Regions from separate parts of the Homo sapiens genome. Here regions 1, 2, 3, 4 and 6 are each linked to region 5. The links are chromatin contacts, found by Hi-C or POLR2A ChIA-PET in ENCODE. All regions are on one chromosome and are shown on one strand. Each heading gives the region's core, a stretch centred on a gene start or an enhancer-like site at or near the end of the contact. The rest is flanking DNA. Distances are from core to core; before and after follow the strand shown. Region 1 holds the start of VPS52 (VPS52 subunit of GARP complex). Region 2 holds the start of RGL2 (ral guanine nucleotide dissociation stimulator like 2). Region 3 holds the start of HCG25 (HLA complex group 25). Region 4 holds the start of RXRB (retinoid X receptor beta). Region 5 holds the start of WHR1 (winged helix repair factor 1). Region 6 holds the start of PPP1R11 (protein phosphatase 1 regulatory inhibitor subunit 11).

Region 1 (3,033 bases), core at 56-2,555, 1.3 Mb after region 5:
TGTTTGAGGAGATCAGGAGTTCAAGGTCAACCTGGGTAACACAGGGAAACCCGTCTAAAGAAAACAAAAAAAGGTAAAAGACAAGACAGTGCAGTGGAGGCCGGACGCAGTGGCTCACGCCTGTAATCCCAGCACTTTGGGAGGCCGAGGTGGGAAGATCACGAGGTCAGGAGATCGAGACCATCCTGGCTAACACAGTGAAACCCCGTCTCTACTAAAAAATACAAAAAATTAGCCGGGCGCGGTGGCGGGCGCCTGTAGTCCCAGCTACTTGGGAGGTTGAGGCAGGAGAATGGCGTGAACCCGGAAGGTGGAGCTTGCAGTGAGCCAAGATCGCGCCACTGCACTCCAGCCTGGGCGACAGAGCAAGACTCCGTCTCAAAAAAAAAAAAAAAAAAAAAAAAGTGCAGTGGAGATGACCGAATGAGGAAAGCTAGGAATTGCAGAGGATAGAGCAGAACTTGCACTTAAATTTAAGACCCTCAGACTCCTGCCATCTTGGGTGTTCTATCACACCTCTGGGGAACCCCAGGCTTTCTAGAAATGTCAAAACACATAGTGTTTACCTGCATGCCAGGTGCAATCTTACACATATTCATCTAATCCTAACGACGATGTATACAATAGGTTCTATCTTCCTCACCTTAAAGGTGTGAGAAATGATGGCACAGAGAAGCTGGTTAACTTGCCCAAGGGCACACAGCGTGTAAGTGGCAGAGATAGAACTCAGGCAGTCTGGCTTCAGAGGCCATGTTCTTAACCTTTACACTATACTACTTCGTGACTCTACCCCAAAATGTGGAGTGAAGTTGAAATTTTGTGCCCCAGAACATGAGTTTCAGCCACTAGGGTCCCGCTCAGGGTCGGGTCTGATCACAGGGAAGGGTACGGGGAGCCAAACAGGTAATATCACGGGTAGCAGCCAAGTTCCCACCCTTGTGCCTAAACCCAGCTCAGGTCTTTCTGAAGCTAGGAGCACCGGAACTACGGAGGAGAAACAGCTCCGCGCTCTCACCAGCGGGCCCTCTTCCTCCTCCATATCTGAGGTCCCAGCCCGCAACACCAGTTCCCGGGCCGCAGCCGCCATGGTCGCAGCGGCGGCCATTCCCCGCAGCCTCACTTCCGGCAACTGTCAGTCCCGGCGAGTCCGTTCCCCGGAGTGGAGCTACAAGTCCCAAAGGGTCTTCCTCAGCGCGAAATCGTTCCCAGATATTTGAGTTAAGTTGTTTGACTCCAGCTGTCCCCTTTCAGCTCTAACCACTTCACCCAACTGCAAATGGAAATATGGAAGTCTGAAACACAAACTAGCCCCGGAACCTTCGCTGTTCTCTTACCTATGAACCTTACGAACTGTAAAGAAAGGCGCACCGGAAGTTGTGGTACCCAAGCCATACTCTCATAAATCCAGCCAGGTCGCGCTGAAACAGTTTCCGGAAGCACTTCTCCTAGATCGCACCGCCTCTTCCTCCTGGAAGCTATATAATGATATCGCGTCACTTCCGCTCTCTCTTCCACAGGAGGCCTACACGCCGCCGCTTGTGCTGCAGCCATGGTAAGACTGGAATCCGTGCCGTGATCCAGCGGCATCGCAGCTCGGGCAAGGAAAGCCGGCTGTCAGGGTTCTGGAAACGTCCTGCCCTGAGGGCCTGCGACTTTCTGTATGGAGCCTTGGATCGCGTCCCTGGAAAGGGACACCAAAGATTTCCAATTCCGGAGAGCGGGCCCGAGGAAGGGTCACTGCTCGGGCGCACGAAAGCTGTCTAAGGCTTGGGCGTATATGGGGAACTCTGGCTTTTGCCACGCACTTTTGGGAATGGGCAGGAGACCTGCTTCCTCTCTCCAGAGGTTGCATTTTCCCAAGCTTGAACGCTTCATGTGCCTACTCTGCAGGACTGAGGAGTTTGCTCTGTGGTGTGAAAACCTAAGGAATGGGGGGCGGGTGTCTTGCCACTTGTGTGACAGGCTTAACCTTTTTGTATGAAGTTCGTTTGCCTTATCGGCCTTACTGTTTGATAGTTTACTGTGTCTGATTTCTTCCCCCGTACTTTTTCAACTAGTCTCTAGTGATCCCTGAAAAGTTCCAGCATATTTTGCGAGTACTCAACACCAACATCGATGGGCGGCGGAAAATAGCCTTTGCCATCACTGCCATTAAGGTAAGTGAAGTAGGGTAAGGAATAGGGAATGTAAATGAGAATTGGGTTGTGAAGACATAAGCAAAAATGAAGCAAGGCTGGGGAGACTTGAGTCTCATCCAGATCACCTTGACTGCTGGATTAAGAAAAGAAAGTGGTTTAGGGAGAGACTGACCCCTTTAGCATTTACCACAGAAAATAAGTGATTAAAGCCAAGATAGTGGTCTAAGGTCAAGCCAAAACATTTCACCTGGGGAAGTGGGGAGGAGGTATGGTTGCTCACCCGAATTCGCTAAGATTTTCCTGAACCACGAGCTTGTGAGATTTCTTCTAGATTCGGTTTCTTTACCCATCCCACCATCATAACAGCAACCCTTCCTGCGAAATTTATATTCCCTGAGAATTGGAGGATTATTGGGCATCTTGAGGGATAAGTAGAAATACCAACAGATAAAAAGTGTGAAGAAGCCTGTAGATGGAGGGTGGAAGAAGTCTGAGTGGGACATTTACTCAGATGAGCCATAATTGACACTCCTTTCCTGTCGAAGTGTGAAGGAGTACATCCATCTTTCTTTGGCTTTTAAGAATCGAATCAATGAATGCAAGAATATTATTTCACTTGAGTATTTCTCTCCACAAACCTAATGAATTCTTGGCTTTCTAGATACATAACGTTCTTTTTTTTTCCCTTAAGTCAGAATGTGTAGTTAGTTGTGGAAATAGCCTACCAGTATGTGTCCATGCGTGCAGGGCTAGGCCTGTCTTCTTGGCTTCTGTTGCATGGTAGGTACTTAGGCGACGTTAGGGAATGGATAGTAGTAGGGATACTGTTGGCTCTGTTGAGGAATTTGTAGAGGGAAATTCCTTCTGTTGGGTGCTCTGTGAAACTAATAAGGCA
Region 2 (3,343 bases), core at 766-3,265, 1.3 Mb after region 5:
CAGGACTCCAGAACTCCAACCTAGCACTCTGGCCAGAAAGTCAGCCAGAGGAAGGAAAACTGGGAATGAAGAGTCAGAGGTGAGAAGCTAAAGTCATGATCTCACCAAGGGATCAAGAGGTCGATATTGGCGGCTTGTGACGGTAAACACGGCACCATCCTCCTCCTCATCCCAGACGGACACAGGGGCCTGGAGGAGCAAGGAAGGGGAAGTCAGACAGTTCCACACCACCCCCCATTGCCCTCAGCCTTCACCCCAGGCCCTGCTCCTCCCTCTGTACCCCTCACCTGTGGTGGCAGGGCATAGTACCAGCGAGTGCGAGGAAGGGTTGGGGGAGCTGGTGACCCCAGGTCTCCCCCACTGGGGCCCAGACAGCCCCACCCCAGCCGCCTCAGGGCCCCGGTGGAGTCGAAGGGGCTGCAGTGGAGGCGTGGATGGAGTACAGGAATTCTGATCCTGGAGACCCCCAAAGCCCCTTCTCCCCAGAGCTGAACCCACACACGACAGAGAAGCAGGGTACAAAGGGCAGGAGAGGGAAGCGAGAGGCAGCAAGCCAGAGGCAGCGACTAGGGGTAGCTGAAACCTCAGTCCAGGCACTGCCGCATGCCCCGCCCCTCCCGGCCAAGGACTATACCAGCCCAGAGAATTAGTCTTTTTCAGGACCCCTTTCACCCTGGTCCCTCGGGTAGCGCCTCCACTATCTCAGCCCTAAGGGACCCCCGAAGGTAGCAGCTCCAATCCCAGTACAGGAAGGAAAAGGGGAAGTGGGATGATAGGGGGTTGGGGGCGGTAGACTCAGAGAGTCACGTGGCCCCAGCCCCTCCCCCGACCGATCCCGAAAAACCAGCCCTGCCAGTCAACCTGCCCTCACCTAGGATCTGGACCTAGGAGTTTAGGGCCTCGGGGCCCCAAATCCAAATTCTGGCCCCTCCTGAGGCCCGAAATCCTGCTCCTGGCCACCACCATTAATCCCTAATGAAAACAGATGACCACTCTCTACCCACCCTAGGATCTTTCCTCCAGGTCCCAGAACCGTGGCTTCCCGGCCTCTACCCAGGACCGGGGCGGGGCGGGGGGGCGGGGGGAAGGGGGAGAGAGGGAAGGAGGGGTCACGAAATCTGAGGGTTCCCTCCCCAATCCCAGAGTCAGAGGAGCTGGTTACTGTGGAAACAAACCCCTCCCCGCCAAACAAAAACAAGGAGGGAGACAGGGACCAAGACACGACTGCTCAGAGAGGTAGGCACACTCAGGCAGGCAGAGGTGGAGGGCCAAAGACCCGCAGGGACAGGACAGCCAGCCAGAAGTTCCAGGCAGGAACAGGGCAGGTTCCTGCGGGCAGGTCCTGAGTCACACTGACAGAGAACCACGGAGACGCCAGGACTCCCCGCAGCAGAGAAACGGGCCGACACCCAGGGAGGCGCGAGAATAACTGAGGCAAGGAGGAGGAGATGTAGGGACCCAGAGACAAGAGAAAAGTGGAGACTTCAGAAATACATACGCCCCCTACCTCCCACCACCCGCGTCTCACCTCTTCTTCTTCCTCCTCCTCTTCCTCCTGCCCCCCGCCCACGACCAGGCCACCTGGGCCCCCACCCTCTTCGGGGTCCCGGCTTCGGAAGCTGCTCAGTACGACTCCCCCGGGGGGGCTCGTGTCCAAAAGCAGCCGCAGGGGCCGCGGGAGCATGGCCGAGTGAAGGAATCAGCGGGGTCGGGCCATGGGGGCGCCTGGGGAGAGACGGGGTGGGGTGGGGGTGGAGAGTCAGGCAGGCGCGGGGGAACCGGGCAGGGAAGGGACGTGGGTGGGTGTCAAGAAGACCGGAAGGGAGTTCTGCAGGAAGGTTGGGGGAGGGGGCAACAGAAGGGTGGAATAGGGGGGCCCTTGGTGCTGTTGGGGAAGGAGGAGGTCACGAGTACGGGGACGCGCAGGGTGCTCAGGCTCTGACCTGCTCGGGAGGGGTGGGGGCAGCGTGGGTCCTGAGCCGCTGTTGCCGTCGGTCTCCGGCCCCGGACCGAGTCCCCTCCCCGGCTTTTCCGTACCCCCTTGAACCCCCCCGCCGGGCTCCTGGGCCCTCCCGCCCTTTCCGCTCCCCCCCGCGTCCGCCCGCTCCGAGAGCAGGAGCCAAAAGGGGAAGGAAGTGAGGACAGGAGCCAGGGCCGCGGACTAGGGGAGCGCTGGACGCTCAGGGACCAGGACCCAGGCGCCCGAGTCCCCAGCTCCACTGTCCTCCGCCTCTACACTCGGGGATTCTGGAGACCACGTCGACCCGCAATGAACTGGAATAAAGATTCCAGTCTCCAGCCCCTGGGGGAAGGCAGGAGCAGAATTTGACATTCCCTTCCCCAACAATAACACGGCTAAAACTCCCGCGGGAAGCGTTTCAGGCGGAGAGAGAGCCGGTCACTCCATCCCCACGGGATTACCCTCCCTACCACAACCCACGAATGTAGCTGACCGAAATCCCGGCCGGGTTTTCCGAAGGGCCCTCGATTCCCGCCCCCTCGGCAGGGGGCGGGGCAGGAAGCAGCCACATCCGGTTCCAGATTCGGCTCTCAGAGGCTTCCGGCGCCGAGACCGAGATCCCCGTCGGCTCGGTGTATCCTCGCTGGTGGAGTACCCTCTGCTTGAGCGCATCTCATGCGCCAGTAGTGGCGCCCGCCCCGAACGGTGTCGACGGGGCGTTCTCTGAGCGGTTCAGGGTCACTGGAAGGGACCAGAGGTGATTGGAATATTCATTGAGCTTGGAAAGGGGTTGGAATGAGAGAACCGTTTGGAAGCACTGGAATACAGCTTTATTCCTACACGATTAGACCCGTTACCCCGTGGGTCTGGCCGACCGTCCTGACTCGGAGATCCCTGAGCTGCGCCGCCGCTTCCTTCGTCAACATCCAGCAGCTACTTGATGAGCGCCCTCCAGTGGGCCTTAGGTCCCTATGCCGGCGCGGGGTTACAGCAGTGGACAGACAGGCCAGTCCCTGTCCTCGAGGAGCCCATGATCCGCGGGGAGACAGGCATTTAACGACGACTCACACGATCACTTAAATACAACTGTGGTGAACCGCACAAGAGGGACGCGCGGCGGTCTGCGGGGAATGACGAGGCCGACCTCGTCTGCGACCCAGGGAGGGCAAGGGTGGACCAGGCAAAGGGAACAGAGGACTGGGACCTGGAGGTGGGCGGGAGGCGTTTGGTTCATTGGAGGAAAGGAATAGCCCTGTGTGTGATGAGCATTGAGAGGAGGTCTGGCGAGCACCATCTAGGGCTGAAGAACTAGGCAGTGGCTCCAGCGCGGGGCGGTGGGGGGGACAAGTGAGCCAGGGCAAGAAGAATGGATTTGGCCCTAGA
Region 3 (3,429 bases), core at 526-3,025, 1.3 Mb after region 5:
GTCCATATTTACAGGAATGGAAGAAAGGAGGATGTTCCCTCTCTTTTGTCCACGTTCAGCAGCTCTGAAATTAATGCCAAGGCGAGCAAACGCCCGCCCCCCACCCCCTGCCGCCCTCGCCTTATGCCGAGACTTTGCTGTTGAACACGAAGTAAACGTTTCCCAGAAAGCCCAGTTTAAGAAACAATTCAGGGCGAGGTGAGGGCACAAAGGTAGAGAAATAAGGGGAAATGATATTTCTTTAAAGAACAGAGATCCCTGAATAGCACCGGGGGCCGTTACAGCCCATGAGGACATCTCCGAGTCCTTCTATATGACACTAGGGACCCCCGTGCCATATACAGACACTGTTCTCAGAGATTAGGAGGGGGAAAGAGGATATTGCCACAGTTCTGTCCTTCGAAATGACTCCAGATGCTTCTGAGTCTGTGAGGCCCCTGTGTCCGTCATCAGCAAAACAAGTGAGGGAGAAGTTTGAGGAGTGATGACCCTAGCAGTTATGGGTTTAAGCCTGGGAATCTTAAGCCACAGAGCAGAGGATTTGGGGGCTGAAGAAAAAGACCCTCCGCAGCTTCAGCGCGAAGAGGGCGGCGGGGACCGGGGTGGTGGGGGTGGAACCTCGCCGCCTTCCGAAGCAGGAGTAAGCTGCAGAGGCTGCGCGGGGGTTTGAGCGGAGCGAGAACAGCTCCTTCCCTTGATCATGCTGCCCTCCGGAGGTCAGTTTAGGTATCGCCGCTCCCTTTCACGCTGTTTTGTCTCTTCACCGTCTGTTCTGGATCATCCTGTCCAGAGAGACCGTTGGGTCAGAGGGTTCCTGTGGACCCCTGGGGCGAGCTTAATGTCCCCGAAAACTGCGTGCTCCAGTATCACTTGAATGCCCACCGGGTTCCGGAATCACGAGTCTCCAGAGCTGTCCCTTCGCCCCACGGCTCACATTCCAGGTCTGCCCCTCAGTGACTTCTGCAACAACACGCGCTTCTCGATCAGCTCTGAGGATTTGGGTTCTGCGACGGACAGGGGAAGGAAAGAAGGAAGGCTGTGAAGAACCGTGGTGCCTGCCTGCACAGCCCTCCTCGCGTGCGAGCATTAGTTGGCTAAAGTCGCCTGTCTCGACAGTCTCCCCTGCGGGGTATCTGGGGACCCTTTCTTTGGGAATCCACGCTCTTTGTCAGAGTAGCCAATGCCTCTCCTGTCCAAAATCTCATACCCTTGGCCCTTCTCCCGTCCTCGCGCTGAGGCTGGAGTCAGGTCAAATGTCAGAACATCTGGATGTCCCAAGAGTGACACCTGGGAGTGGGTGGGCAAGAAACCAGTAGCGGGAAGGGAAAGTGGAGGAGCAGAGGATTCCCGGGGCCGGCGTCTGGGGTGAGCTCGCGGCCCCTCAGAGCCTGGCACATCGCCGCCTGGCATCCGGCAGGCGTGAGGGAACGCATAGCGCAGCGAGTCAGGCGGGGTAAACCCGGAGCAACGCGGAGGCGGTGATCTGGGCAAGGGCGAGGTCAGTTAAGGACGCAGTTCTGGCCCCGCCCTCAAGGCACGCCTGGCCAATCAGGAATCGCTGATTCACCAAGCCTCTCCTCCTGCGCTCGCCCTCTTCTGCACTTCGGTCTCAGGCGCAAACACGTTCAAAGTCGCTAGGCCAAAGCGCTGAGATACGGTTTCCCAAGCCAATTAGAGAGCGGCTCTCGGATATGGGGCGGAACCCTGAAAAGGCGAGAGCTGAGATGCCGCTCCGTTCTGCCTTACCACGCCGCCCCCCAGCGTCCGCCAATTAGGAGAGCCCGGAGCCGGATCCACTCTCAGCCTCAGGAAGCAGCAGCCTCCGCTCCGCGGCGGGTGTGCTCGGCAGTCACAGACCCACTCAGGACACCTCCCGTTGCCGACGGGCTAGACCTGCATCCGAAGGGCCTAAGCGGGGAGGAACCGCTTTCCACCACTCTCCAGGGACCTGGGGAGGGAATGTTTAGGCCGTAGGGGTGGAGGACACAGGAAACGTAACATTTTTCCTTAACTGCGCCTCTCTTCTTAGGCCTTAAAGGGGTCCCCGTGTCTCTCCAGTCTAGAGCCTAAGTTCAAACGAGGCGTATAGGCGAGGACAGCAGGAAGGCTCCAAGTCAAACAAACGGATGGTACGAATTTCGCCTGGTCTAGCCCTGCCCCAACGGTGTGGGTGTGGGTTGGGTGCTGCAGCCCCCGAGCAAGGGGCTGTCACAGCCACAACCAGAGGAGCTATGGAGCTGCTACGGAGGAGGGATTCCAGAGTCAGCTTGGGCTTGTCCCAAGGGAGCCCTTGGGACAGTGTCTGGGGCTGCGCGGCCTGGTTCTCATCCCTTGCAGCATCTGCTATTTTAGCCAGGGGCCACCTTCCTCCAATGGCCTGGGAGTAGCTAGAGGTTAGAGGTTACACCCACCAGAAGGGATGTAAGCCCAGGAAGTAGTCAGAAAGGAAAGGTCATTCTAGAGATGGGGCCACCTGAAAAACCTTCAGGAGGAAGGAGAAAGGAAATGGGATAAGTGTCATGTCATACTAAATATTTATTTTCTGCAGACTGACTTCGGAGTAATTCTTGAGCCAGGAGGGGAGAGGTTAGTGTTCAAATTGCTGAGATCTTAGGTCAAAAAGCTACAGAAAAGAAATCACTTTGAAAAACACAATGACTCAGAGGCAGTCACCCCTTGCCAGCAATTCCAAGAGCTGAGGAGGCTTCATGCCTCAGGACATGGTGACTAGTTGAGTGAACCAGAGATTGAGGCAGTGGTTTTTACAGGGGAAGAAACAAGCCTTGGGTGTATGGGAGCAGGAAAGGAGGGTGACAGACTGGAGAAATGATAAAGGCCATTTTGGAAGCCCACAGGGAAGTGGTCTTGGGAAACCTGAAGACACTGGGATATTCAGAAGGCCAAGGGGATCCAGCTTATCCTGTTGGGCAAGGTGCTGGGAGTGAAGGCAGGTAAGCCATGTCAAGGGCCTGGGAAGCAAGGGGAAAACTGGAAGGGGTACCCCAGGTGAAGAAGGGTATGGAATGGGGTGCAGAAGTCCATGGAGATGACCGGCAGATCTCAGGGCGGTTTCTGGCACATCAGAAGTTGGGCTTATGCTTCTTGAGCTCCACCATAAGGTGGTGAATGTTGATGAGCTCAGCCCGGGCAGGGAGGGCTCGGAGCTGCGGCTGGGACAGCACCCGGTGGAAGCGATGATAGAGCTGGATCAGCTGGGTCAGCGCTCCCTGGTCAAAGAAAGTCATTGAGGGATCAAACCGTAAAATGGTGCTAATAGTGATGATTAAGAATCAGGTTAGGCGGCCAGGCGCAGTGGCTCACACTTGTAATCCCAGCACTGTGGGAGGCCATGGCGGGCAGATCACGAGGTCAGGAATTCGAGACCAGCCTGGCCAACACAGTGAAACCCCATCTCTACTACAAATACGA
Region 4 (3,246 bases), core at 279-2,778, 1.2 Mb after region 5:
GGCCAGGCAGTAAGTTGGTCACAACCTCTCACCTGGGGGCTGCTGACAGGCCCGGAGAATCCTGGGGGAGCTGGAGGGGGCAGACCAGGGGACCCCATGGAAGAACTGATGACTGGAAAGGGAGAGCCCAGTGGGGGTGGTGGCATCGGGGGTGGGGGTGGGGCCCCAGAGCCTCCAAGGGATGGAGCTGTTGAAGGGGGTAGGGGTGGCCCAGGAGGAGAAGGGGGAGGGACTCCCTGGGGAAGGGGATTTGGGGAGGAGCTGTCTGGGCTTCGGGAGTCTGAGGGAGGGGTATGTACAGGCACACAGACACACAAGAGACAGAAGAGACAAAAAAAGAAAATGAGTCTTCAAACATCCAACTAGAGACTTTAATTCTCTAATACCCCACCGTGCCGGACCCAGCCCACTCCACCCATCCCCAAGTTCAGAGACACCCTGCTGTCAAACAACAGTGTAACTCCGGCTGGTCCGATGGTAGTGGGTTATCAGAACTTATTAACATTTGTGTCACTAAAATTGGTATACAACCTCCCACTGCTATATTTGACTGGCTAAAAAAACCCAAAAACAGCGTAACTCCTCATTGTGGTGAGAGGAGGGAGTTGACAAGGAGAGGAGGATAGTTCAGGTGAGGAAAATTTTCCAACCAATCCATTTGAATGAATACCAGGTCATCCCAAAGCCACACCTGTCTCGTGGGTGGGGCAGCACGTGGGGTAGACCATCGAGCCCCTCTATTCCCAGCGTAAAGCCAGGTAGCCAGAGCGTGCAAGGGAAAGAGACAGGCAGGAGAGACCCCTCCTAAGACGCAGGATCTGCCTGTAAACGCCCAAAGTCCTGAGGTTTAAGAGGAATCGTGCCCTTCCCAGGCCCGCGACCTCCGGTGCCCAAGGCCTCAAGCGGTCACAGCTAGGAGGGCGGAAGCTCCCCTTCCCCGCCCCGCCCCGGGGGGGAGGGTGCTAAGGCCCTCGGGAGGGAGGGGACGCGTGTTTACAAACAAGGGGGCGGGAGCGCAAGGAAAAGAGCACCGGGGGAGGGTGTGGGGGAGGGGTCGCAGATAAAGCGGTCACTGGCTCGCCTGCCCTTCTGCTGGGGCACTCACCCCGCCCGCTGTCGCCCATCCCGTCCCGTCCAGCCTCCCCTGGCTCCGGCTCCGGGGTTTGTTGTTCTCCGCCTGCCACCGCCGCCGCCGCCGCCGCTGCGGGATCCAGCCAGGGCCGTCGCCGCCGCCACCGGGACGCGACCCCACAATGCATTTCTTTTCGCACCCCCACCGGCCCACACTGCCCTGCGGCATGCCGCTGAGGGAGGAAGGGCGGGCGAGCGGCCCAAGACATGATCCCTGGCTGAGAGTAGGGATACCGAAGAGGTCCCAGGGATTCCCAAGGATTGATCGGAGGATTAGCTGAGCACGAGGAAGCCCCTGAGAGAAAGACTCTGGCCTGGATTGGGTCGAATTAAGCCCGTCGCTCTGCTCAGTACCAAAATGACAGCGCCAATGTGGCAGCCATCTTTGTACAGACGGGAAGTCTCGGCGCGAGTTCCCGCCCCCTCGTCTAGTTGGAAACCGAGGAGGCGGTCTCCTCCGGCCTGTTAGCCCGCCTCGCCCACCCTCCCCTCAAATCACCTCCACACTCGCGCATGCGTGTCAGTGCAGGATGGATTCGTCGCTACCGGAGTGCCGCCATATTGGTAAAGGCATTAGGGCGAAGGTGGAACGGAACTTCCTGTTCTCGCGGGATCTAAAGGCGGGACTGCCACGTCCAAGCAAACCGGGAAAGGAGAGGATCCCGGAGCCGGTGAGAATTCTCTGTTTTTTCTCTACCATCCTTTCCAGGCCTTTTCCTCACCTAATGAGTCGTAGAGACGAGGGCCCAGAGAGTCTGTAAAGTGGCTGGTGAAAGATTAGTGTCCCAGGGCCCTACATCCGGGAGGTGGTTCGGGATAAAGAGAACTAGTCTTGGGAACAATGTAGGTGGGAACTTAAGGGAATGGGAGAGCGGCCCATAGAGGTGGACGGAGGGCGCGATTGGAGTAAAGCGGACCCTGTGTAGGTATAGAGTTGAGTCAAGTGGAGTCACTGCCTCTGTCCCTCTGGTCAGCGTGATGGCCAGAGGCCTGGGGGCCCCCCACTGGGTGGCCGTGGGACTGCTGACCTGGGCGACCTTGGGGCTTCTGGTGGCTGGACTCGGGGGTCATGACGACCTGCACGACGATCTGCAAGAGGACTTCCATGGCCACAGCCACAGGCACTCACATGAAGATTTCCACCATGGCCACAGCCATGCCCATGGCCATGGCCACACTCACGAGAGCATCTGGCATGGACATACCCACGATCACGACCATGGACATTCACATGAGGATTTACACCATGGCCATAGCCATGGCTACTCCCATGAGAGCCTCTACCACAGAGGACATGGACATGACCATGAGCATAGCCATGGAGGCTATGGGGAGTCTGGGGCTCCAGGCATCAAGCAGGACCTGGATGCTGTCACTCTCTGGGCTTATGTGAGTCTCCAGGGGATGGGAGAGAGAAGGGCTGGTTCTGGATTGTTGGGAAACTCCACAGTACTTGACCTTGACTCTCCCTCACCAGGCACTGGGGGCCACAGTGCTGATCTCAGCAGCTCCATTTTTTGTCCTCTTCCTTATCCCCGTGGAGTCGAACTCTCCCCGGCATCGCTCTCTACTTCAGATCTTGCTCAGTTTTGCTTCCGGTGGGCTCCTGGGAGATGCTTTCCTGCACCTCATTCCTCATGCTCTTGGTAAGTAACCTCTGACTTCTACCTCAAATCTAACCTATTTCGTTCTTTGGAGGAAAAGGGTTCTTTCTCCTTTATGATCCCTGACCTTTCGATATTCCCCCAAATACACACTCATTGTGTCAGATATTCCCTCATCTGGTTTTCCCCCCTTCTTCCAGAACCTCATTCTCACCACACTCTGGAGCAACCCGGACATGGACACTCCCACAGTGGTGAGGAAGAGACAGATGGGGATGGGAGTTGGGGTGCTGGGGAAGGTCCGTCTCTCCCTATTCCTCACCTCCCGCACTTGAGGAGGAGGAGTCTGGAATGCACATCTCCCTTAATGTCTCAATGCCTCCATTCCCAGGCCAGGGCCCCATTCTGTCTGTGGGACTGTGGGTTCTCAGTGGAATTGTTGCCTTTCTTGTCGTGGAGAAATTTGTGAGACATGTGAAAGGAGGACATGGTCACAGTCATGGACATGGAC
Region 5 (2,968 bases), core at 160-2,659:
GCTCCCGGAGGAGCGGTGGCCGAGCAAGCCTCTGGGCCCGAGCGTTCGGTGTCTCCACTTCACTCAGGTATAGTGTTCCCTGGAACCGGGAGGCTGCCAGCTGCCAGCCCTCCTGCCGCTCATACGGTGTCGTCAGCAGTTTTGTCAGGTGCCCCCGCCACGTCACTATGGCCTCTGCCAGCCAGCCTGGACCCCTGAGAGGCAGGAGTTACAGGCTGAAGGTCTGACACAAGCATTAGTGAGATGCTCCCCTCGAAGAATAGTCTTGTTTCTTCTAAGGACTGATTCTCACCCCGGCTTTGGCTCTCCTAATTTTAGAGGGTAGGTACGGGTCTCCAGATATACTGCCTACCACGCTTTGCTCACCCCTCCAACCGGCCTCGGTGTTCCAGGAGCCAGCACAGCAGGTGGTCCAGCCTTTCCTGGACCTCCTCGTCCCGGGGCTGGTATCGATCCGGGTATCCGTCTCTGAGGTCAAAGTTGGGGCCTGGACCGTTAGTGGGGGGTGGGCTATAGTAGCGCAGGGCTCGGGCATCTCCATGGTACTGGCGTTGAGCATCCAGGGAGAAGCAGCCCAGTTCCGAAGGGCGCCGGTAGAAAGGAAAGGGCCCAGAGTAGAGGGCAGGGTCTGTGGGCAGAGAAGGTGCTGGACGAGGTAGTTTGTTCCGAGGCTCAGCTACCTCTGTCTTCTCAGCTCCTCTCTTGGTCCCCCTGGGATCCATGAGGTCCTAAGACAAGCAGGGGTACAGAGTTTCCATTCTACAGAGGAGGCCTGGAGAAGGATGACTGGTTTAGGACTAAGCGAGCCACCTGATCGCCAGGCTCTGGCCTTGAAACATTCAGGCCCCTCAGACGCCACCGCGGCCAAGCTCTCATCCTGCCTCTTTCCTTGCCCTTCACCCACCCTCCCTCCAGGTCCTCCAAATGCAGTGAGGTTAGGAAGGACGTCTGCGCTCAGATCAAGAATCCAGTTACCTCAAAGCTCCCCAACTTCCACCTCCGCAGAGCTATGACGTCATGGCAGGCACGCCAGAGGCCGAAGGATGCAAAAGTGGTTTTCTGCTTTCGATGATGCAATCATTCAGCGACAGTGGCGGGCAAACCCCTCCCGGGGCGGGGGAGGTGTGAGCTTCACGAAGGAGGTTGACACCAACGTGGCCACCGGCGCCCCTCCACGCCGCCAACGAGTCCCCGGGCGTGCGTGCCCTTGGAGGGAGCCAATCCGCGGCCGGCGTGGGGCCCGGCCTGGCGGAGGTGATGCTGGTATGTGCGTCGCCACCGCCCCTCCCAGCACTGACGGGCCTGAGGGACGACAAGTTGACGCTCCTTTCGTCATCACCTGGTCTAGGAGGGACGCCCGGGGAGACCGTACGTCACTGCTCTGCGCCGGAAGACCCTATTTTCAGGTTCTCTTCCCTCCATTCCTACCCCTTCCCCGGTACCATAAAATCCCGGGATATGAGCTGGAAGAGGCATCACCTGATCCCGGAGACCTTTGGAGTTAAGAGGCGGCGGAAGCGAGGGCCTGTGGAGTCGGATCCTCTTCGGGGTGAGCCAGGTAACCATGGCAACCCCGGGGGTGGGGCCTCGCTTCCGGTAGCCGAGAGTTTTGTTAGAACCGCGTCCCCGCCCCAGTTCCCTGTCCGTGAGCCGATTTATCTGCCCAGGGTCGGCGCGCGCGGCTGTCTCAGAACTCATGCAGCTGTTCCCGCGAGGCCTGTTTGAGGACGCGCTGCCGCCCATCGTGCTGAGGAGCCAGGTGTACAGCCTTGTGCCTGACAGGACCGTGGCCGACCGGCAGCTGGTGAGGGGCGTCGGTGCGACCGCCGGAAGCCCCTTTCCTAACTCCTGGAATTCCCTGTCACTCAGTCACTCCGCCAGCCGTTCAGCAAGCATTAGGCCTTTCAGGCGAGGGCACTGTGCCAGGCACTGGGGTGCCACAGAGACCCTGTTAAAAGTCCCGCAGGTAGTACAGGGCATTTCAAATCATGGAGGTAGAAGAACGAGGCTTTTGGGGAAACCGAGTCATGGGGCATGGTTCGAACATACAGCGCTGGGAGTGCAGTCAGACGTCAGATCATGACAGGCCTTGTACATCAGTGTTGTTTCCATCTTACACTGAGGCGATGGGCTGGTAGAGAATATCATAGAGAGAGGGAATGGTGTATTGGAGATAGTGGATGAGGCAGGGAGGTCAGCTAAGAAGATACTGCATCTGAGAAGTGGTGAAGGCCTAAATTAGGTCAGTGCAGTAGGGAGGGAGAGGAGAGTGAGGAAGAGGGAGGAGTCCAGGACAACTCAGACTTTCCAGATGACTGCGTGGCTGGTGGTATTAGGAGCACATTTAGTTGTTGGACTACAGATAATGTGTTTAATTTTATACAAGTTGAGTTGATGGTGCATGTGGAGCATCCAAAGACAAAGGTATTAGACAGTTGGATATGAGAGTTGGAGAGAATTCTGGGCCAGTGATAATAGAATTACAAGTCATGGAGGTGTGAATAGCAAGTGGTTAATTCTGTGATGTGGTGAGATCCAGTAGGAAGAGTGGGTAGAGGAGTGATTTCTAACCTTTTTGTAATCTTTAGAAGGTGATAAAAGCTATGGCTATCTCTCTCCAGAAAAATGCACGTTTGCCACATATACATAGGGTGTATGTATAGTTAGGGGGGAAATATTTTACTAATCCTGCGAGGTCCGTGGTTAAGGACTCCAGGTTTAGAGTGGAAGTTAATAGGGTCAAATCCACAATGCTGGGAAACACCATCATTTAAGGCAGTGTTACTGAATATATGAGCTGAGTTATTATGCCTGTGTCAAAATTACGTGGGCTGCTTGTTAAAAAAAATACAGGTTCCTGGGACTCATCCAAGGTTAATGAATTACGCTCTCTTGGGGCGGGATTTGGGACTCTACATTTTTGAACTGCCTCAAGTGCTTTTTAAGTGTGCCTTAAAATTTGAGATCC
Region 6 (3,277 bases), core at 53-2,552, 1.9 Mb before region 5:
AACAAATGCATACTCAGGTCCCGCATTCCTTGGCTCAAATAGTGATCAAGGGGTTACTGTAATAATTATCATATAATTGTGTGGCCCTTTATATATATTCAGAGCTCTCAAACATAGCTATCTTGTTTGACCCCCACAGCAACCTGGAGAATGGGCAGGGCAGTCTTCCCCACTGTACGTTTGAACTGTTCTGGCAGTTGACTTTCCTGACCCACTCCTGAAATCTGAAACAAACCTGTTCATGTTTCTACCCTACTTTAAGCCTTTCTCTGGCCCATAACAGTGATTGGATTAAGCTTAATTTCTTAGCAAAGCATACAGGTTCTTCCATATAACCACTGCCTACCTGTCAAGCTTCATCTGGCACTCCCTCAGATCCAAGCGGTACAAAACTCCATTTCCTGTAGTGCACACATCTACAACTTTTTAAGCTGCTCTTCTAAAAAAACCTACTTGTCGGCCTTCCTGGTTCTTGTTTTACCACTTTCTTTTGCTCTCTAAGAAACGTGCATATATTTTTATAAAATAGCCTATACTGTAATTTACGACCATTTCTCTGCTTCATCCTACTCATCACCCCAGAGAGAACGAATATGTTGGCAGTATGTAACTACATTCAGATTTACAAATCAGACATGGCATTTGTTAATGCCCCAGTGTTTCATATTTTTGTTAGTTTTCAGCATGCCTGTCTTTCCTACTAGAGCTAAAAGGCAGGGTCTGAGCGTCTTACGCGCCTCCATCTTCAAGGCGTAGCACAGTGACTGAAAAAAACTGACGTTGAACGTGCACTAAACTGAACTGCTCAAACACCTACAGGCACAGGGCGAGGGGTAGAACCACATCGCTTGACTCTTAAGTGTGTTTCCAACTGCTCCCACTTCCCGTTTTCTTTAGAGAAACCCAGACCAAACAAGGAAAGGGAAATAGGCCACGGTAGGGTCATTACTATTGCTCCTTAAGCTTCCTCGCCGGTCCACCTACCCAGACAAGGCAAACGGAAATCTGCAGCAGGACTCAGCTTGGTGCACACAACTCCGCCCTCGCCACACCCACTCTGCAGCGTCTGGCCCGGCAATACCCATCTGGGCGCCCCTCCTGCTTCCTCTAGGCTGTGAGTACGCGTGCTGCCCCAGACTCTCCCTCCTCCACCCACACCCGCAGTGACACCCCTTCCGCCAAATTTGTTTCTCTTTCTTTCAGCGCCTGCGCGCTGTCACGTTACGGCGGAACTAATCCAGCGACGCCTGCGCTTTGACGCATTTGGTGCCGTGGAAGGGAAAAAGGGGGACTGCAGTATGCGTCACACCCGGAAGCGGCGAGCCGGAAGTGGGGTTAGCCAGGTTATCCCCAGGGGTGGAGAAGCGGAGGCCCAGGAGGAGGGGGAATAAAGAAGGTGGAGGATCCTGGCTACCACTCTGAATCCGATACCGCTTCTCTTAGACCTCAGCGACAGAAAAAGGGAAGGGTGTCTCATCCCCCTTCCTCCTCTCCTCCCTGTCCTGAGCCTTAGCCATGGCCGAGGCAGGGGCTGGGCTGAGCGAGACCGTCACTGAGACAACGGTTACCGTGACAACCGAGCCCGTGAGAAAGGCGGGGGGGCGGTGCTGTTTAGGGGTCTGGGAGATACTGGGAGGGAGGGGACAGGGATTAGAAGAGTTGTTGGAGGAGCTAGGCCTAGGGATATGGGAGGTGTGGGGTTGAATATCTAGGGCTGGGAGAATCGGAAGGTATTGGAGCTATTTGGAGTGGCAGAGATGGTGCAGGAGGCAGGTCAAGGAACTTGTAATAGGGAGGTACAGTTAGGATATAGGTGTTGCTGCTTGGGGTGGTTATGTGTGTAAGTAATAAACGAAAGGGAAATTGAGGATTAAGGAGCCAGGAAGATGTTGGGAGGAAATCAAAGGTAGTGTAAGAAAGCATGGTTGGAGGCCAACTTATCAATATTATCAATATTGATATTCGAATAAATATTTATTGAATGGATGAATGTAAAAGGAAGTGGCAGGAATGAGGAAACAAGAAAAGGAGATGAAAAGAGGTATTTTGAGAAATCAGAGAGCAAAGATGTAAATGGAGAAACAAGAAGTATTTATCCAAAAACATGTTAAGTTGCCTTCAAAGGGAGAAGGTTGCATTGGGCTTAATACTCTTGGATTAAAGGAAGTTTAGTAATTAATAGATTAGTAATACTTGCTACTAGAGATGCCAGGATGCCAGAGAATAGGTGGATAAGAGGTAGGGAGGGCTGGAGCTTGAGAATGAGAGAGGTTTTGTTTGTTTTTTTAAGAGAAAAAGAATAGGGGATCTGGAAAAAGGAAGGGAGATCAAAGATTAGGTGCTGGGGACTGAAAAATAATTTTCATGTATTAATACTACCAAGGATGATTTGGGGAGGAAGACGGAGAAACAGCAAGGATTATATTTTCCTTTGAAGAGTTGCTGGGACCTTTCCTAGGTTAGGAATTGTGTCTTCTCTTATACTGGTGGTATAAGAACAGGAAATAATACTTATTCCTCAAGGGACTATCTGAGGTAAAAGACCTGTTCTGTTTTATCTTCTGTCAGCTCCTCTGGTGCTATGCCTATGGTACTGATTGAGCTAAAGAAGAAAAGAGAGGAGGTTCCCTGGGAGGGAGTGGGAAAGGTTAGTAAGAGGGGACTAGATAGGTATGCTCATCCTTAACCTTCTAGGAGAACCGGAGCCTTACCATCAAACTTCGGAAACGGAAGCCAGAGAAAAAGGTAGAATGGACAAGTGACACTGTGGACAATGAACACATGGGCCGCCGCTCATCCAAATGTGAGTAATTGTTGGCCCGCAGTAGCCCTGGAGTTCTGGCTCCCTTCAGCATATCTTGTATCTACTCATATCCACTGGCTTTCCAGAAGCCCCCAGATGTTCATAGTTCTGTCACTTTTTTGGTGGTGCTGTGGTATCAGGGAAAGAGGTAGGGAAGGGCTAGAACTGGAATTGCCTAGGTCTGACAGCAAGAAGTGTCAGAGGTGGGAGAAGTGGGGCTTTGAATTCGTGGCTCTCTAAGAGGACAAGAGGGGTGGGGCCTGAGTCCCAGAGGGTGGGCCTGGGGAAGCTGGATCCTGGAAGGTAGGAGAAAATAGGAATTTTCACTGAGTTTGAGTGGGAATGGAACTGACTATATATCTTACCCTTCCTCCTCTTTAACTGGGCTCCTCCCTCTAAATCTAGGCTGCTGTATTTATGAGAAACCTCGGGCCTTTGGCGAGAGCTCCACGGAAAGTGATGAGGAGGAAGAAG

Evidence for each region. A loop is a pair of places that touch in the nucleus more often than their neighbours do. ChIA-PET counts read pairs that join two places held with the same protein, here RNA polymerase II (POLR2A). Pooled maps may share reads with other maps.
Region 1: a map of CD4-positive, alpha-beta memory T cell shows a loop between it and region 5 (7-fold over the local background). The contact joins the promoter of VPS52 here to the promoter of WHR1 in region 5. A Hi-C loop is called at or near these places in 2 of 168 maps with a recorded cell type or tissue (CD4-positive, alpha-beta memory T cell and dorsolateral prefrontal cortex) and 7 of 50 pooled maps.
Region 2: a pooled map shows a loop between it and region 5 (6-fold over the local background). The contact joins the promoter of RGL2 here to the promoter of WHR1 in region 5. A Hi-C loop is called at or near these places in 1 of 168 maps with a recorded cell type or tissue (dorsolateral prefrontal cortex) and 6 of 50 pooled maps. POLR2A ChIA-PET finds 5 or more read pairs at or near these places in 2 of 52 experiments (MCF 10A and Panc1).
Region 3: a loop to region 5 is called in a pooled map, with 9 times the contacts of the local background. The contact joins the promoter of HCG25 here to the promoter of WHR1 in region 5. A Hi-C loop is called at or near these places in 2 of 50 pooled maps. POLR2A ChIA-PET finds 5 or more read pairs at or near these places in 3 of 52 experiments (B cell, CD8-positive, alpha-beta memory T cell and GM10248).
Region 4: a loop to region 5 is called in a map of B cell, with 6 times the contacts of the local background. The contact joins the promoter of RXRB here to the promoter of WHR1 in region 5. A Hi-C loop is called at or near these places in 2 of 168 maps with a recorded cell type or tissue (B cell and dorsolateral prefrontal cortex) and 12 of 50 pooled maps.
Region 6: a loop to region 5 is called in a map of B cell, with 20 times the contacts of the local background. The contact joins the promoter of PPP1R11 here to the promoter of WHR1 in region 5. A Hi-C loop is called at or near these places in 3 of 168 maps with a recorded cell type or tissue (B cell, CD8-positive, alpha-beta T cell and gastrocnemius medialis) and 6 of 50 pooled maps. POLR2A ChIA-PET finds 5 or more read pairs at or near these places in 1 of 52 experiments (OCI-LY7).

Annotation. Positions count from the first base shown.
Region 1 is chr6:33,270,571-33,273,603 of GRCh38, forward strand. It overlaps VPS52 (VPS52 subunit of GARP complex), which reads right to left and starts at 1,306. Exons shown (of 20, transcript NM_022553.6): 1 at 1,016-1,306. The coding sequence starts at 1,105. RPS18 (ribosomal protein S18) reads left to right here and starts at 1,505. Exons shown (of 6, transcript NM_022551.3): 1 at 1,505-1,552; 2 at 2,058-2,156. The coding sequence starts at 1,550.
Region 2 is chr6:33,296,927-33,300,269 of GRCh38, forward strand. It overlaps RGL2 (ral guanine nucleotide dissociation stimulator like 2), which reads right to left and starts at 2,016. Exons shown (of 18, transcript NM_004761.5): 1 at 1,944-2,016; 2 at 1,529-1,725; 3 at 106-189. The coding sequence starts at 1,684. TAPBP (TAP binding protein) reads right to left here. Exons shown (of 8, transcript NM_003190.5): 8 at 2,768-3,343. RefSeq lists enhancers at 367-894, 981-1,481, 3,184-3,343 and a silencer at 2,249-2,427.
Region 3 is chr6:33,247,761-33,251,189 of GRCh38, forward strand. HCG25 (HLA complex group 25) reads left to right here and starts at 1,776. Exons shown (of 5, transcript NR_044997.1): 1 at 1,776-1,895; 2 at 2,030-2,129; 3 at 2,856-2,951. VPS52 (VPS52 subunit of GARP complex) reads right to left here. Exons shown (of 20, transcript NM_022553.6): 20 at 2,518-3,227. The coding sequence ends at 3,081.
Region 4 is chr6:33,199,137-33,202,382 of GRCh38, forward strand. RXRB (retinoid X receptor beta) reads right to left here and starts at 1,529. Exons shown (of 10, transcript NM_021976.5): 1 at 1,106-1,529; 2 at 33-280. The coding sequence starts at 1,340. It overlaps SLC39A7 (solute carrier family 39 member 7), which reads left to right and starts at 1,731. Exons shown (of 7, transcript NM_006979.3): 1 at 1,731-2,520; 2 at 2,609-2,777; 3 at 2,936-2,989; 4 at 3,127-3,246. The coding sequence starts at 2,110. It also overlaps the pseudogene RNY4P10. RefSeq lists enhancers at 1,258-1,759, 1,760-2,261, 2,262-2,763.
Region 5 is chr6:31,970,954-31,973,921 of GRCh38, forward strand. WHR1 (winged helix repair factor 1) reads left to right here and starts at 1,410. Exons shown (of 7, transcript NM_004197.2): 1 at 1,410-1,558; 2 at 1,668-1,804. The coding sequence starts at 1,459. It overlaps DXO (decapping exoribonuclease), which reads right to left and starts at 1,185. Exons shown (of 7, transcript NM_005510.4): 1 at 976-1,185; 2 at 367-728; 3 at 1-194. The coding sequence starts at 722. RefSeq lists an enhancer at 972-1,682.
Region 6 is chr6:30,065,896-30,069,172 of GRCh38, forward strand. It overlaps PPP1R11 (protein phosphatase 1 regulatory inhibitor subunit 11), which reads left to right and starts at 1,303. Exons shown (of 3, transcript NM_021959.3): 1 at 1,303-1,584; 2 at 2,695-2,803; 3 at 3,209-3,277. The coding sequence starts at 1,516.